Regions from separate parts of the Homo sapiens genome. Here region 1 is linked to region 2. Evidence: chromatin loops called from intact Hi-C (ENCODE). Cell type or tissue: HepG2. All regions are shown on one strand. Links, peaks and the distances in the headings refer to the core of each region. The heading gives the core; the rest is flanking DNA. Region 1 has its middle 76 kb from the start of GZMB. Region 2 overlaps STXBP6 (syntaxin binding protein 6).

The links. Peaks named below come from ENCODE experiments on the same cell type or tissue, not always from the same donor. Only the 100,000 strongest peaks of a DNase experiment are listed, where the experiment ranks them.
Region 1: a loop joins it to region 2, with 9 times the contacts of the local background. A loop is called at or near these places in 3 of 110 quality-filtered maps.

What each region holds. Positions count from the first base shown.
Region 1 is chr14:24,709,076-24,711,994 of GRCh38, forward strand. No RefSeq gene overlaps it. Among named protein-coding and RNA genes, the nearest start is that of GZMB, 76 kb to the left of the region's middle. In HepG2, for the core only: a CTCF peak has its summit at 1,525 (motif pointing right); a DNase peak (open chromatin) is centred at 1,516.
Region 2 is chr14:25,041,420-25,044,338 of GRCh38, forward strand. The region is part of intron 1 of STXBP6 (syntaxin binding protein 6); the gene reads right to left. Among named protein-coding and RNA genes, the nearest start is that of STXBP6, 7.3 kb to the right of the region's middle. In HepG2, for the core only: a CTCF peak has its summit at 1,666 (motif pointing left); a DNase peak (open chromatin) is centred at 1,672.

The sequences.
Region 1 (2,919 bases), core at 211-2,710, 330 kb before region 2:
AATAAAATCCTCATCCATCTGCAGAAATTTAGGGGAGGGCTTTGGGCTCTTACAAGGAGAGAACTAAGGTTTGCATCATTTTATCCAGACCTCAAAGTCCATGCAATTCCAGCTGACCTATTGATTATAGATAAATCCATAATTATGTAGCTGGAAAGAAGAATCAAATGTTAAGATTAGTTGTCTCATGGTGGGGATAATTTTCTTCTTTAGGGTTTTCTCTATTACATTTTCTACAATGAGCATTTAGTATTTTTAAAATTAGAAAAAGTTATTTTAAAAATGCACTCATCCTAAACGTCCCTGAATTTAGCCATCAAGTTAGGAAGGAATTAACAAATTAATCTCATACCTGGTGTTAAAGATTAATAACATATAAAGGATGAATAATAATAAACATATCTAAGAACATGTGTGTTTTAGCAGGGGCCTCCTGGAGACTGTAATTCTGAAAGGCAAAGGAATAGAATTTTAAGCAGAGAAAGACAGCATGACTCAAGTTAAGTAGCTCCATATTCAATATCTGAAGGCTAATGTTGCCCTTTAGCTAAAGGTGTGGATAAACTCTGGAAATAGAAGGAGAATTGTATCTCATTAGTGATGTCTGAGAAAAGGAGAAGTTCTCAAGGCATCCAGAGACATACCTGTGGAACTTCTACCTCTGTTTGGGAAAATTGGCACTAATATTTCCTAGCGGGCTCTTGAGCTATCATAAATTGTTTTCTCTTGGATTTTTAAAAACATACTTTGGGAGCTTTACTCTTCTTTGCCCTCCAGTATGGATAAAATCCCTGACAGCTTGAAGCCCAGGATTTGTGGATATATGTTTTATGAGGGCAGGGGCCATGCCTGTCTTCCCAGCTGCCTCCCGAGGAACCTAGGACAAAGCCTGAGACAGAGAAGGATACAATAACGACTAATAATAACTTATTTTATTAAATGTTTACAGTGTGAAAGGTCTTGTTCAAAGTACCTTAAATGTACTCCAAGCATCTCATGCATTGTTAGAATATGCCTATGAGGTAGGTAAAATTTTTATCCCTGTTTTATAGATTTAAAAACGTGGGACACAGGGAGATTAAGTCACTTACCCTAATTTGCACAAATGGCAAATTGTGAAGCCAGCCTGTGAACTCAGACTGCCTGTGTCCATATTTTGACGGCTATGCTTTGGTAGCTGCTCAATAAATGGAAGGGAGCTAGAGGAAGAGAGACAGGGAGGAAAGTGTCAGTCATTTCGAGTATTTTTCTTCCCCCTTGGCAAGAGGATGCCGTAGAGGTCAATAATTCCCTCTGAATTCAGGTGGGGTCCCTTTGAAAATAAGCGACAGAAAATTTTGTGTTTCTCTATCACGGGAATAGGAATTTGAATCCCCACCCCCATCTCAACCCCTTATGTTGAACGAGTTATCTGGGGTCAGCCTTGCATTTTTTTAGCTTTCCTTTGGAGATGCATCAGCTAACAAGCTGGTCGGCCAAGCAGTTTCCCAAAGAGGTTGCGCCCATCCCTGAACACTAGAGGGCAGTATCTCAACAGGCCTGAGAATTTTGAACGCATCATAAAGTATGCTTTCATTATTTTCAGAAAAAAAAAAAAAAAAAAAAAAAAAGCCTGTTGGACTGATTATTTCAGCTCAAGAATTTGAGAGTCCAGGGGAGGATGCATTTTAATGACTCCAGGGAACGGATCAAATTAAACACATTATCTAGGATTTTCTTCTCTGGCCTCCTCTCAGCCGCCTTCTCAGCGCTTCTGTCTGCGCTGCGTGAGTTGCAGCCCTGTGCCCTGAGTCTTCCCCCTTGCACAGAAGCAGCCCTTGCCGAAGAACCCAGGACCAGAAGAGGCCTCAGCAGCTTGTCTTGGCGCAGATCCTCCACGGTCACCTTCCAGCAAGACAAACTTAAAAACCGTTGAATGTTGTGTGCCTAGCCAGCATGCCTGCAGCTGGATAGGATGGCCCTTGACATGGAAAAACCAACCCAGTCCTGGCGGCTGCCACATCCCTGAAGACCTAGAGCTACACATTCGGCTGGGAGCGTTACATATGTGATCTCTAATCTCAAAAACCTTGCAAGGAAAATAGTTTTACCATTTTGCAGACAAAGAAACAAATACAGAGAGGTTAAAAAAAATGTGCCCACGGTCAAAAAGCCAGCAAGTACAGAACTGGACTCACACCAGAATGTCCAACCCAGAGCCTAGGATACACATGGCATCTCCAATAGCTACTGCCTCTCCTTCTCTTATCCCTTAAATTACTGCTATAATTGGCCAGAACATTAAGTGGATACACTACATGATTTCCCTTGAGGGGAGGATGGACAGAGATGCAGGCGTCTACTTTGGACCCTGTGAGTGTGAACTTCAAAGTTCTATTCGTCCTCCATCCCCTGCAGCTCCTGGAATAAACTGGCACTTAATGGTTGCTCAGTGCTGTAAAGCTGGACTTCATTTCACTTAATAATATTCTGTGTTGTCCTGGCGCTGTGGCTTGCGCCTGCAATCCTAGCACTTTGGGAGGCCGAGGCGGGCAGATCACGAGGTCAGGAGATTGAGACCATCCTGGCTAACAGGGTGAAACTCTGTCTCTACTAAAAATACAAAAAATTAGCTGGGCGTGGTGGCATGCTCCTGTAATCCCAGCTACTTGGGAGGCTGAGGCAGGAGAATGGCGTGAACCCGGGAGGCGGAGCTTGAAAGTGAGCGGAGATCGCGCCACTGCACTCCAGCCTGGGCGACAGAGCGAGACCCTGTCTCAAATAATAATAATAATAATAATAATAATAATAATAATAATAATAAAGTAAAAAATAAAATAAAATAAAAATTCTGTGTCTCCTTGGGTTATTTGATGGATTTACTGATAATTGTGAAGAAGTTTGTTTCTGCTTCGCTTTTATACAGGAGCTGTTTCTGCT
Region 2 (2,919 bases), core at 326-2,825:
TCATATTCCCAGCTCCTTCTCAGCAGCAGGACTGCTTCCTTATTGCTCTTTAATGATAGGGTAGATTAAATTTTTCAAGAATAATATTAACTTCTTAACCACCAGTTACTGCTGGCTTTCAGCTTAGACTGTACAAAGTCAACATATTTCTAGGCAGCCTACAAACAAAAAACAGCTCACTGATATACGCCCTATCTGACCAAGCTTAGTCACCAGAGCGGTTATGGAAAGTGACTAGACTGCAGCACACATATTCACCTGCCAGAGGAATCAGATAATTCTCACTTCCAAATGACATGGCCACCTCTACCTTCCAGAAGCGCAGTGAGTCCCAGTGAAGCCTAGTGTATTAGGCTTCAACCCAAATATCTTATCTTTGATTACCTGATGTCGATGCAACAGCAGTTCAAATGCTCTGCCCTGGCATTGTAACAAAGTAAACAATCTCATTCTTCAAAGTCATCAGGCGTTAAAGACCCCAACCTGACAATCCATGCAAGAGTCAAACAAGAAGGTAGAACAGGGTCTCAAAGGGTACAATTACTACCCTTAGGAAAGCAATAAACATCAGGCTGTGGAGACTGGAAACTAGTTTGATTTATTGCACTTGTGGCTTTGTTTAATTCTTAAAAACTATTTGTACGTATTGTTTCCCAGAAGAAAGAGGATCCATCAACTTAATTGAAATGTAAACACAATCTCCTATTTCCTTCCACTTCAAATGATGATAAACGAAACAGAAACAGAACAAATTTAACAAGCCACCAACTCACCTTGGGTAACCTATGAGGATGTAATTCCCCAAGCCAGCACTGTAGAGTAATAGCATATACTTTACAGAGGTGCTTCATCTTACAGCTCATAATGTCCTCATGCCAATCCCATAAGAAGGCAAGCCAGCCGGGATTAGTGCCAGTCCCAAAAGCAACAGAGGAAGCAGAGGCTGGTGAGGGCAAGGGGCACAGGCTCCAGGTGGGAGAATCCCAGTCATGTATTTTGTTCCTTACTCCTTACCACAGAATTCTTGATCTTTGTGGGCAGGAGAAGGTCAATAGCATTTAGCATTTCAGGCACATGATGCTAGGCACACTTCTACCTGCTCGGTCTTACTCTGATCATACAGATAAGAAACTGTGGCGCAGATGTTAATTAACTTGCGCAAGGTCACGCACACGTTAATGGTAGAGCTATGTTTCACACTCGGCCCTGTCCCATTCCGAAGCCATCTTCTCTAAACTGTATCAGCTTCTACTCAAAGTATGATCCACTCGACAGCAGCATCTGCATCAGGGAGAGCTTGTTAGAAGTGCAGAATCTCAGGCCCCATCCCAGACCTACTGAATCAGAACCAGCATTCTAACAAAATCTCAAGAGGCACTGTGGCACCACACTGTTAAAGAGAGAAGAATGTCTACCCAAGGGCCAACTGTGTCAGCTCCAGCGGTGTTAAACCTCATTTAGTATCATGCCTCTTGGACCCAAATACGTTGATGTTCACGTAATGCTGACCACCACAAGAACCCTCTTTAAATAGAGATTTTTTAAAAAGAGGGAGGAGGCAGTCTTGACAGAGTTCTACAAACAAATTAGAAGATGACACTAAAATGTCGATCACAGTCAGATCTTAAGGCAGAAGCTAAACTGAAACTGCAGAGTCAGCATGCCCTCTGGTGGATCACAAGGAAGCCTGAATAGGGAATTTGTCTCTGGAGGAAAATCCAGAAACACACTCAGATATGAAGATGACAAGGCACTTGCCATGAAAACGATCCCACTGACTCAGGAGCAACTTGGAACAAAACCCTTTTAATTCAGGTAGTAAACTTTCGAATGAGAGAGTAACAAGAGCATTCTAGAAAGCCAAAGACAAACAAGGATAAACGAATAATCCAGATATTTTTTCCCGATAGCAGAAAATTTAACCTGAAACTGAAACCCTATTTCTGGAGTTGTCTCATCATTTTTTTTTAAAAAAACAAAAAACAAAAAACTCTCCTTTGGATCCAACTACCTTCTTCCTATTTTAAAAAATTTAATAATTCATATACCATAAAATTCACTCTTTTAAAGTGTGCAACTCAGTAGTTTTCAGTGTATTCAAAAAATTGTGCCATCATCACCCTAATTCCTGAACATTTTCATCACCCCAGAAAGAAACCTCAGACCCATCAACAGTCTCTCCCCATTTCTCCCTCTTCCAACCCCTAGCAACCACTAATCTACTTCTGTCACTGTGGATTTTCCTATTGCGTACACTTCATAATGGAATCATGTAAATACATGGTCATTTGTATCTGGCTTCTTTCACATAGCATGTTTTCAAGGTACATCAATGTTGTAGCATGAATCAACATTTTGTTCCTTTCTATGTTTGAATAGTTTTCCTTGCATGGATGTACCACATTTTGTTTATCCATTCAGCAGCCGATGGATATTTGGGTTGTTTCCACTTTAGGGCTATTAAGAATAAGGCTGCTGGCCAGGCGCAGTGGCTCATGCCTGTAATCCCAGAGGTCAAGGCAGGTGGATTGCTTGAGCCCAGGAGTTCAAGATCAGCCTGGGCAACATGGTAAAACTCTATCTCTACCAAAAATAAAAAAAATTAACTGGAGGTGGTGGCACATGCCTGTAGTCCCAGCTACTCGGGAACCCAAGGTGGGAGGATTGCTTGAGCCTGGGAGGTCGAGGCTGCAGTGAGGAGAAATTGTGCCACTGCACTTCAGCCTGGGAGACAGAATGAGACTCTGCCTCAAAAAAAAAAAAAAAAAAAAAAAAGGAATACGGCTGCTATGAATATTCATATTTTCATGAACATGTTTTCAGTTCTCTTGTGTATCTATCTTGGAGGGGAATTGGTCATTAGGAAGCCAATATTTAACATTTTGAGGAACTGCCAAACTGTTTTCCCAAGTGGCTGTT